Regions from separate parts of the Homo sapiens genome. Here region 1 is linked to region 2. The links are chromatin contacts, found by Hi-C in ENCODE. All regions are on one chromosome and are shown on one strand. The core of a region is the stretch at or near the end of the contact, and the rest is flanking DNA. Distances in the headings are between cores, read along the strand shown. Region 1 holds the start of SPTA1 (spectrin alpha, erythrocytic 1). Region 2 holds the start of OR10K1 (olfactory receptor family 10 subfamily K member 1).

Region 1 (6,010 bases), core at 39-2,538, 220 kb after region 2:
TACTCATGTTGGACCTATATTCAGATATCCTGAAGTTTCTAGGGACTATTGTCAGAAGAGCTGTAGTATATTTACGTAATTTTTAACCAGACATAGCTTCTGTTTAGGTTAAAAATTCTTGATTATCCAGAAGACTCTCCTCACTTTTTACATAAATTTGTGCTAGCATTTAAGTTCTATAGATATAATTATATTGGACTGATCATGGAGCAAGTTTAAATCAGCAAAATCACATAATTTCAGATAGATAAAAAGAAATATAATGTTATTGCTTTCAAGGGCTAAAAAGGTGTTGAGAAGTGCTTATTATTTTTAACTTAATTTAATAAATAATTAAGAATGGCTTGCAATTAATTTAGTTAATGATATATGCAACAGTTTGAAAATTTTGTTTCCTTCATACTTAAAAATAAATCTCATATATTTACTCTTTACTTGCTTTACTCACAAACACTATAAATCAAAAGTTCAGCTATCTTCTGCCCAATTGTCACAAATTTCAAATTATTAGCATGTCTGCAATTTATTTTTGAAATATAAAAACTTTTACTCTAAAACAATATATAAGTATCCTTTTCCCAGAGTGGGAGCCAACCTGTTTGTGACAATATCCAGCAAAATCACCATAGGGTTCACCTTCATTCTTCTGGATATGGATACCATTTTCCCTAGCTTACCTCAGCCAAAATGTTTAATATAGAGTTTAAATTTTAATCTCCCATTATTCCTCCTAAGTATAATTGCTACTCTGTGAATTGCCATTACTGGCATGGCTATAGAATTAGATCATTACATGGAGACTCACGTTGTTACTAGGTGTTATTTAGCTTCAATCTCCCTACTTATTCTCTCTGGGAACCGACTTAAGTCATTACTGGGTCTTGGTGCTGCACAGACATAAGCTCAAGGTTATTGTTCACAAAAAATAGTTAAAAGTAAAATTATCTATTTGTTAAAAGCCAAATAATTATTAATGTTCCTGGGAAAGATAGTATAGAAAGTTTAAAGGAAACATCTTTCCTAATAATATTAATGACAAATTGCATGGAAGAGAAATATGTACTTACGGTTTCCTTTGGAAATTGCTCCATTTTTCCTAAAGGTTTAGAACCTGGCAAGATAAAATGTGTCAGAGAGAGAGAGAGAGAGAAATAATTCAAATGGAACTGTCCAGTCGAATTCAAATAGAAATATAGAAACGTTAAGTATGTGGGGGAAAAAAAAAAACCTCTTGCTTGGTCCTAGAATCCCATCAGCCATACACAATCGACATTATCTTTAGAAGACATACTCAGCTGAGGCAACTGCTAAGTTTTACAGATACTGGGTGACTCAGCAGTTTTGGGAGGCTCTGGCTTTCAAAGTTACTCAATAAGACTTAAAAAATGAAAGTAAGGTTTTTGGATGAAAAATTAGAAAAAAAACCCCATATATTTATAGGAAATACAGCTCAACAACTTCATCCAACTCAACTGCAGATTTTTCACAGTCTTTAAGTCAACGAATTATCCTGGCTTTTTCTAGAGAGTCTTTCACAAAATAAGATTTTATTCCTAACCTCAACAATTTGGTCTTTAAAAATCTGATTTAGTTGTACTCTTAATCATTTAAATGGAAGGAACAAAAAAAGTTATATGATGTGTTCATTAATATTTTGTAAAACAAAAATTAGGATACCTTATTTGACAAACCAATGATGTCACAAAAAAGTTGAAAATATGGCTGACTTCTGATATATATGGTATAAATCATCCTACTGTATGTATTAATTTTAATGGAGAACAAAAAGAGGTAGACTTTTTCCATAGGCATAGTTATTTTAGACTAACTTACAAAAATGAAACAAACAAGCAAAAAGAAAATAGTGGGATGCTCTTAGACCTTTCTACAAGCCAGTGGGGCTATCCATGCCAAACTTCATTCCAGTGTAAATGCAGCTTGAATAATCTAACTTCCATGATCTACAAGAGAAGATTTTGATTCTACATTTGTGGTTTCCCCTGTTCTTGGATCTCACATAGAAAAACTGAGAGTCCTTTACATTCTCTTCTTGAAAGTCTGGATTACTTTACTTTTCCATATAGTTTCATTATATTCAAGTCAAATTTAGTAGTAAAGGCAGGAACATAATTTTAGAGACTGCACTATAACACATGCACTGAGGAATATTTGTCTGAAGTTGGGATAAGGAGAGGAAATTATTTTATCTTTAAGAGAAAAGAATCAACATCTATGAAATATTTATATATTAACATGATCAATTTACATTAATTTCTAATCTTTAAAAATTCTGTGAGGCAGGTATTATCATACCCGTCTTTATGTGAGAAAACAGTCCCTAAAAAACAAAGTTTCATTCTATGGTGATTTGGTTTGAAAGTATTTAAATAGTCAAATCCATATCAATATGATTATCATGGCACTCTGCTCCTTATTTTTTTAGTCAATCTTCTCTTAGTCCATCAACATTATTTGTTCTGTTTCCCTGTTCCAGAATCATCTTAGCAAGAATGCCAAACATGTGATAACCTTGTGACCAAAGAAATAGTATGGCCCATTGTGAATAGTGCCACAATATACATATGTGTGCATGTGTTTTTATAGTAGAATGATTTATAATCCTTTGGGTATATAGCCAGTAATGGGATTGCTGGGTCAAATGGTATTTATGGTTCTAGATCCTTGAGGAATTGCCACACTGTCTTCCACAATGGTTGAACTAACTTACACTCCCACCAACTGTGTAAAAGCATTCCTATTTCTCCACATTGTCTCCAGCATCTGCTGTTTCCTGACTTTTTAATGATCGCCATTCTAACTGGCATGAGATGGTATCTCATTGTGGTTTTGATTTGCATTTCTCTAATGACCAGTTATGATGAGCTTTTTTTCATATGTTTGCTGACTGCATAAATATCTTCTTTTGAGAAGTGTCTATTCATATCCTTTGCTCACTTTTTGATGGGGTCATTTGTTTTTTTCCTGTAAATTTGTTTAAGTTCCTTGTAGATTCTGGATATTAGCCCTTTGGAACCAACCTGAATGCCTATCAGTGAAAGACTGGATAAAGAAAATGTGGTACCTATACACTATGGAATACTATGCAGCCATAAAAAAGGATGAGTTCATGTCCTTTGCAGGGATATGGATGAAGCTGAAAACCATCATTCTCCACAAACTATCACAAGGACAGAAAACCAAACACCACATGTTTTCACTCATAAGTGGGAGTTGAACAATGAGAACACATGGACACAGGGAGGGAAACATCACACCCTGAAGCCTGTTGCGGGGGTGGTGGGATAGGGGAGGGATAGCATTAGGAGAAATACCTAATGTAGATGACGGGTTGATGGGTGCAGCAAACCACCATGGCATGTGTATACCTATGTAACAAACCTGCATGTTCTTCATATGTGTCCTAGAACTAAAGTAAAATCATCACAATAAAAAGAAAGTAAAAATGCTTACTAATTCTATAATGTTTATTTTAAAAAAAAAGAAATAGCATGGCCCAATCAGCAGAACTGATCATAAGGAAATAAAAGTGTCTTTTCAACATATGTGTTGGAAAAATTGCATATTCACATAAAAAAATGAAATTGGACCCTTATGTTATGTACAAAAATCAACTCAAATGGGATTAAAGACTTAAATTACAACCTGAAACTGTAAAACTCCTGGAAAAAAAAAAACACAAGGAAAAAGCTTTATGACTTTTATCATATATAATAAGAATTATATATTTAGTATTTTATACAGTTTTAAAAGGATGGGGATAATTTGGAGGGCTGTTGTATCTGGCCATGGTTATCACCTCAGGGAGGGTTTGTACTTTACATAGTAGTTTAATCAGCACTGAACAGCTTGCCTCAGCTGCTGCTCAGGCATCAGAGCAAAGTGATCTGTTTGGTCTTGCCAAGTACTTCTTGGATACGGTACCAGAAACAAATGCAACAAAAGCAAAAATAAACAAATTGGACTACATCAAACTAAACATCTTCTGCACAGCAAAGAAAACAATAAGCAATAAAAAAAGTTCTCTTATGGAATGGAAGAAAATATTTGCATACATCTAACAAGAGGTTAAAATCCAAAATATACAAGGAGCTTCTTCAAATCTATAACAAAAACGAAAATTAGAAAATGAGCAAAGGACTTGAACAGATGATTTTCCAAAGAAGACATACAATTGGCTAACAGGTATAAGAAAACGTGCTCAACATCACTATCAGGAAAATGCAAATCAAAGCGATACTGAGATATTATCTCACATCTGTTAGGATGGCTACTCTCAAAGGAATAGAAAAATAAGTATTGCTGAAAATATGAAGAAGTTGGAACAATTGTACACTGTTGATAGAAATGTAAAATGGTGCAGCCACTGTGGAAAACAGTGTAGCATTGCCTAAAAACGAAAAATAGACCTATCATACAATCTAGCAGTCCCACTTCTGGGTATACAGCCAAAAGAATTAAAATCAGGATTGTAAGGAGGTATTTGCACTTTTGCACTTTTATGTTTATCTCAGCACTATTAACAAAAGTCAAGAAATGGAAACAATTGAAATGTCTATGACTGATGAAAGTGGCATGTACATACAATTGAAATAATTCAGTCATAATAACAAATGGAATCCTGTCACATATGACAACATGAGTGAACCTTGATGAAATTATGCTAAGTGAAATAAGCCAGTCACAGAAGGACAAATACTGCATGATACCACTTATAGGAAGTATATAAAATAGTCCAACTCATAGAAACAGAGTAAATAGTGCTTGTCAGAGGCTGAGGGAAGGAAAAATAGGTATTAAGTAGGTATGAAGTTTTATCCATGAAAGATGATTGAATTCTAGAGCTGTGCTGTACAACACATTGTATAAGTGTTAACAATACAGTATTGTACACTTCAAAATGTGTTAAGAGGATAGATCTCATGTTGTTTCTCACCACATTAGAAAAAAAAGTGTATAAGAATCATAGTGTTTGTTTGTTTGGTTGGTTGGTTTTTGTTTTGTTTTGTTTTGTTTTGTTTTGTTTTGTTTTTTGAGTTGGAGTCTCACTCTGTTGCCCAGGCTGGAGTGCAGTGGCACGATCCCACTTCACTGCAATCTCTGCCTCTCAGGTGCAAGTGATCCTCCTGACTCAGCCCCCCTAGTAGCTGGGATTACAGGCATGCACCACCATACCCGGCTAATTTTGTATTTTTAGTAGAGACAGGGTTTCATCATGTTGGCCAGGCTGGTTTCGAACTCCTGACCTCAGGTGATCCACCTGCCTCTGCCTCCCAAAGTGCTGGGATTACAGGATTGAGCCACCGCACCTGGCCAGAATCATAGTCTTTAGAGCAAAACTGCAATATGGAAGTACACAGGAGACATTCAGGGGAAGGTTTTGACACATAAAAACTGTTGAGTTCCTTGAGTTTTCCATCATTGTAGGCAGCAGAGATTCATGTAAAGTTTGCTCTGACAGTACTCTGGCTGCTGCTCTGGCATTTAGTGACTTAAAATTCAGTCCCATCCTGCACTCAAAGTCCCTTGAAACTAACATTGATTCTCCAGTCTCTAAGCATTGTTTATGATTATTAGTGCACATAACAAGGCATGTCGCTGAGATAGAAGAAAGGGCATGATGGAAAAGTCTTATACCTTGGTGGTTTAACGCTTGGACCTCTGACTTTCTTCTTCTACTTCTACAATCTCCCAAGAATATTCATTGGCTCTGATCATATAGAGACCCTTATTTAAAAGGACTCAGGAAAAAAAAAAATGGATGGAAAATACCATGGAAGTATAAAAGGAAGTACAATCTATAAAACTGCATGCCCCAAATGCCCATCAATGATAGACTGGATAAAGAAAACGTGGCACATATATACCATGGAATACTATACAGCCATAAAAAAGAATGAGTTCATGTCCTTTGCAGGGATGTGGATGAAGCTGGGAATCATCATCCTTAGCAAACCAAAAGAAACAGAAAACCAAACACTGCATGTTCTCA
Region 2 (6,092 bases), core at 3,333-5,832:
TGGATACCCATCCAAAAAAAATTAAAGTTGATCCTTACACCACCACATACATAATTTCACCTCATATAGACATTGCAACTTAAAAATGTCAAAACTGTACACATTTTAAAGAAAGCACAGGGGAAAATTTCTTCAACTTGGAGTAGACAAAGACTTATTAGACAGGAGACAGAAAACATGAATCATAAAAAGAAAAAAATGATAAATTGAACTATGTCAAAATTAAAAACTTCTGCTTTTAAAAAGTTAGGCAATTTGATGGGTGTAGAACTCTGTGAAAATACTAAAAATCACTGGACTATATAAATAAAAAGTACAGATTTTATGATATAAAATTATAGCTCAAAAATTTATATAAAAAGGAATGATTAATGAAATGGAAAGGTGATTCACATGCTAGGCTAACATATTTACAAAATATATACCTAATAAAGAGCTTGTATCCAGAATAAATATATATCTCTTATATAAAAAGGGAAGACACATAATTAAAAGATGGTCAAAGGTTTGAACACACACTTCAAAAAACAAGATATACAAATAGCCACAGAGCCCATACAAATGCTCAATATAATTATTCTTCAAAAGAATGCCTAATAAAACTAAAAGGATAGATATCTACACATGTGATAAATTAAAAAACTGACAATGCCTAGAGGTGGATAAGATAAGAAACCACTGGAATTTTTACAACATTGTTGGTAGGATTGAATTATGATACAACTTCTTTGAAAAACAGCTTGGAGGTTTATAAATAGCTAAATTTATACCTATGATGTGGCAGAGTCACTCCACTCCTAGGTATGTACCAAAGATAAATGAACATATATGTCTATACAATGACTGGGAAACTTATGTTCATAACAGTTTTATTCCTATTAGCCTCCAACGAGAAAGAATCCAAGTATCTTTCAACAGTTCGATTTATCCTTCACTGAATAAATTGCAGTGTATTCATAAAATGGAATACTATTAAGCAATAAAAAGAATGAACTGACAAATGACACAACATGAGTGAATCTCAGAAATATGCTAAGAGAAAGAAACTAGACACAAAAGTTATCATACTGTATGATTCAATTTACATGAAATTCTGGAAAAGGCCAAACCATATTAACAGAAAACAGATTACTGTTTTTCTGGGACCAAGACTGAGTAGAACTGACCACAAGTGGGGAGGGGGAGAGTTCTGGCATTGTAGGAATGCTCTGTAATTTGATTGGAGTGTTTCTGGGACCAAATCTGGGTAGAATTGACCACAGGGCTGGAGGGGGAGATTTCTGGCATTGTAGAAATTCTTTGTAATTTGATTGGGGTGTTGTTGCTTAGTATTGCTTAAATGTACCAAACTGTACATTTAAGTTGGGAACATTTTATATGATGTAAGTTAATCCTCTATAAGGTTAATTGTTAGTATTAAAAGTTTTCTAATAAAAATAAAAGACAAGGTGGAACACTTTTAATTCAAAGGTCAAACACAATTATTGAACCAAGTAGTCTCTCAAATCTATAAAGAAAAAATGTAATAGGAAAATAAATAGATAATTTTCAAAAGTTGGATAACAGTGTCTGATAATTTTTTTTAAAGTGCTTACCTCTACTATTAATCAAAGAAATGTAAATGGGAGCACGGTATGATTTTTATATTTCATCTTGGCTAGAATTTAAAAGATTAAAAGTAACATCATATACATTATGGAGAAATTGGCATCTTCACATATTGTTAATGAAAGTATAAGTTTTATAACCTTTGTGGAGATTATATGCCAACACAATGCATATTAAAATTTGAAATAAGAATAGATTTTCAATCAGCAATTTCATTTTGTGGGTAATGCACAATTTTTCAAAAAACTATTTCATTTATCCAAACTCTGAGAAATTTATAAAAATTAATAAAATGGCATTTATAAAGTTATTCCAACTATGGACAAGAAAAATCACAACTCTAGCATCTATTGCAAAGATTGAGGTAGGTTTACATATTGTTACTTTTTGAGAGTCTATGAATTTAAAATAATAGGTTTGATAGAGAAAATAGAGGCTTATGTATGTATTGGAAGATTAGGAGAATAAATGTCAGGAAAGCTGCTCTTGATTTTCCGAATTGCAAGGATCACAGGAAGCCCTCACAGATGATCTTGGCTGCTTCAGTACTGATGGATGATTCTCAGAAAATCTGAACGTGAAGGGCTAAAGTCCACATCTATCATCTGATAAGTGCTGGCATATCACCCTGCCCCAAACAACTGGCTTCCCCCTTCTGCATCCACATATTTCATGAATGCTCCTTTTTTGTAAAACCCTTTTGGCAAGGTGATATGGAAAACAGACATCAGGATTTCCAGAATTTTTATTCCTACATTGTGGTACAGAGAACTTAGAAGTGTAAGTATGATACTAAATATCAGTAAAATATAGTCAGCACAGGTTTCCCTTTTAGATATTCACCATCCATACACATCCTTCTGTTGATGTTTAAATTTCCAAACAGTAATAACGAATATAACGAAAATACATCTCACATAAAGAGGTACCCACATTTATCTCTAAAAATGAAACAATAAATTATTTGATAGCCTTTTCTTTGTAGATGGAATTATAATGTTTTGTAACATCAACACACCTTATATATACTGGTAGGTTAAGACAAGATGGGAAAATGATCAACATACACATATATACATAATAAAGCAAGCAGTAAAATAAAACAGCTACTGCAATCCTTGTTTCTGTAAGTAAACATGACTATCACTGATGCTTATGACTTTTTAAAATGTCACCTGTTTATATTCTTTTGAACTCACCTAATACCCCAACATTTCTGAAGGGCTTGAACTATTAGTGACTGCCTAAATTAGGTTGTTTTAGTCTTCTATTAAATTTTGCCTTTATATATGAAGTAATAAAAAATGCCCTAGAACATCTAGATTCTAGACATACTATTTTCTGCCTTGGTAGTGTAGCGGCAACACCCTATTTTTCGTTAAAAAACAGGATTCATTTCTGTCTGTAGATTACTGGTACAGAAGGACAAAGTAGACTGAAGTGGCCAAGGGGCCATCTCAATCACCATTTTTGTGTTTTCTGGTGGAAGTAACACTCCTTTGTGAAATAACACTTCTAATCCACAAAGCTCAAACTTATGCATATAAGTCATTAGGAGTAATAACAGAAGGATTCATTTCATCTCCCCTTAAACGTCGGTTCTCAGACTTATACATTCTTGTTAGTAGAGAATGAACACAATCCTTTGGCTGCTGGTTCAGAGTATATTCTGCTTTGGGCAGACACATGGGGCTGTACTAGGTATTGGCACAGAGCCAGTGCAGTAACTGAGCCTCAAGTAAACCGTTTCATATTCCACCAGGTCACCTCCTTCTGAGCGGTGGAATACACAGAGGCTTCCCAGTATTATTTAGTACATAATTATAATTCTCTCACTGACTTGTGAGGTCACTTCTGCCAAAGACCAAGTTCTCAAATACACATACATTAATTTCTGAGCTCTCCTTTCTGTCTCTATACTACTTATTTCTTCTTGCACCAATAGCATGCTCTTTTTTATTACTAAAGCATAGTTTTTTTTTACTAGGAAGAGTGAGGGCCTATATTACTTGCCCTTTACAAAATTGTTTTATAATTTCATGAAAATTTTGGAAATCTGATTGTCAGGGTGACTTCAAAATTTATGCATGGATTTGGGTTGGAATTATATTGGCTTTATAGATTAGCTTGAACAAAATTCACAACTCTATATTATTTTGTCATTCTGGTAAAATGCATTAATAAGATAACACACTGTTTGATGACAGAGCTCAACTAGATTTAGTATACTTACTAAAATTTTAGGTTTTTGCAAAACATCTCAATGTTCTTAATTAGAGTTTCTAGGGGCAGCGCCCTGGAAAACATCATTCAACCCTCTTTTGATTCTTAGAAACACTGAAGTTGAGTGTCATTGGACAAATACATCAGTCTTCTGATTAAAATTCAGTAAAAATTTTCCACTTGGTCTGTTGCATTACAGTCTTAATTGTGGTGGGCTCTCCTTCAGAATCCATCACAACTTTCAAATGGACTCAACTTTCAAAGCATACATGGGCTAATTATGCTCATGACTTCAACTCCCCAGGCTCCTCAACTGAGGCCACCTTTGAGAAACTGGTGACATTATTTTTTCCAAAATGAACTTGACTCCTAATTAACCCCAAGACAACAGCTCCAGTGCAGTAGATCTAACCTCAGGAGTCCAGTGTTTACAGTACATGCTTCTAATAACCACATCCCACGTTGGTCATCAGAACTTCTGAAGATGGTGACTTATCTGGAGAAGCTGGGAGTCCTGATAGATGGAGGAGGCTAGCTCTGTTGATTCAGATGAGAGTTTCTATCTCAAGGCAGCTTCCCTCTCATTTGCTGTTATTTCCTCAGGCTCTGATTTGTGGCAGTGGTGCTACTTGTCAGGAGACTGCCAAATACTGAATAGCTGCTTCTCTCTAAATTAGAAGGGAGAGAGCAATGTAAGTACTTACCGAGCAGTGGGAACATTGACCTAGCTTGGGGATTTGTGGGGACTGGACTTGAATGATGGGTAGTGTTTGAGAAAGCCTCTTTCTGTGCCTCCCATGGAGATCAGTGATGGCATTTCTGGTAAGTAGCAGAGTTAAAAAGGAGAATCAGAGGCTACCTTTCACTGAACTTACTAAGAGTGACTGGGAATGGCCTTTATAATTCTCAGAATTTGGCTGGGTGTAGTGGCTCACCCCTGCAATCCCAACACTTTGAGAGGACAAGATGGGTGAATCACCTGAGGTCAGGAGTTTGAGACCAACCTGGCCAACATGATGAAACCCCGTCTCTACTAAAAATAAAAAAATTAGCCAGGCATGGTTGCGTGCACCTGTAATCCCAGCTACCTGGGAGGCTGAGGCAGGAGAATTTCTTGAACCTGGGAGGCAGAAGTTGCAGTGAGCCGAGACCGTGCCATTGCATTCCAGCCTGGGAAACAGAGTGAGACTCCTTCTGAAAAAAAAAAAAAAATTATCTGAATTGTTCTTGAAGATCATATTGGGTCATTCTTACTCATAGCTAGATTTTATTTTCTTTTTTCTTTTCCTTCCTTCCTTCCTTTCTTCCTTACTTCCTTCCTCCCTTCCTTCTTTCCTTCCTTCCTTCCTCCTCTACTTCTCTTTTTTGTTCATTGGTGGATTCATGGATTAAATGAAACAGATACTCCACTTGTCTCTCATCTCTCACTCTTCTACTTCTGTTTCTGCTGTGTACTCCTGGATGTATAATTTTAGGTATAATTGAAATCTAGTACTTAAACTCCATTTTAATATGGCAATCTGGAGAAATTAAAGATTTTTATTTGTATCTAAGAAGTTAAAATTTCACTCCTTTATTATCTGAAGCTGCTTACATAATTTCTCTCAGCTAACTGATTGATGTTTTCCTTAAAATAAATATTTATATTTCTTAAAAGTTTTACACGTGAAAACTCTGTAGATTGCCTTCTTTTGGGGGAACCCAGCACCCTCAAGTACTTTGTTTCTATTTAAATCCAGATTACATAAAATCCCAGTGGAGCATCTGAGGAATTAGAAAAATAAAACACTGAAGTAGCATCTCCAAGGATCATAGCCTGAATTCTATTCATACGTTCTAAAATATCACAATTAAGGGGATTTTGAGATCATCTAACTAGAGAGTCTTTGATTCTCTGAGCAAGAAAGGCTCCTAGGGGTCATAGTACTCCGATACTATCTTAGTCAAAATTCCTCTGTAAAATGTTCAGGGATCCTCTGCTTCAGTGCCTTCCACATATCCCAACAGTTTATTCCATTACTGTTTATGCTATCCCTTTAATTAAAAAAAAAACTAAATATTGAAGGTATATACTTCATCTAAAGTCACAGAAGACTAGACCTGAAACCTAAATCTTTTCACATCACCCTAAAGATCTTTCATCTTCATTTTACAGCTTGAACGTATTTTGTAGGATGAGAATTTTTATTTTCCTGGTCTTAAGTCTTTCTATCAGTACAGATGACAACACACTATGGTGGTCCCTAATGGCATCTTGAGCA

The links. Hi-C counts contacts between places; a loop is a spot of excess contacts on that map.
Region 1: a map of Caco-2 shows a loop between it and region 2 (7-fold over the local background). The contact joins the promoter of SPTA1 here to the promoter of OR10K1 in region 2. A Hi-C loop is called at or near these places in 1 of 168 maps with a recorded cell type or tissue (Caco-2).

The regions. Positions count from the first base shown.
Region 1 is chr1:158,685,427-158,691,436 of GRCh38, forward strand. SPTA1 (spectrin alpha, erythrocytic 1) reads right to left here and starts at 1,289. Exons shown (of 52, transcript NM_003126.4): 1 at 1,068-1,289. The coding sequence starts at 1,091. RefSeq lists a silencer at 3,136-3,350 and a cis regulatory region at 3,710-4,007.
Region 2 is chr1:158,457,252-158,463,343 of GRCh38, forward strand. OR10K1 (olfactory receptor family 10 subfamily K member 1) reads left to right here and starts at 4,583. Exons shown (of 2, transcript NM_001004473.2): 1 at 4,583-4,653. LOC107985212 (a long non-coding RNA gene) reads right to left here and starts at 5,520. Exons shown (of 2, transcript XR_001738256.3): 1 at 4,920-5,520; 2 at 2,336-4,499.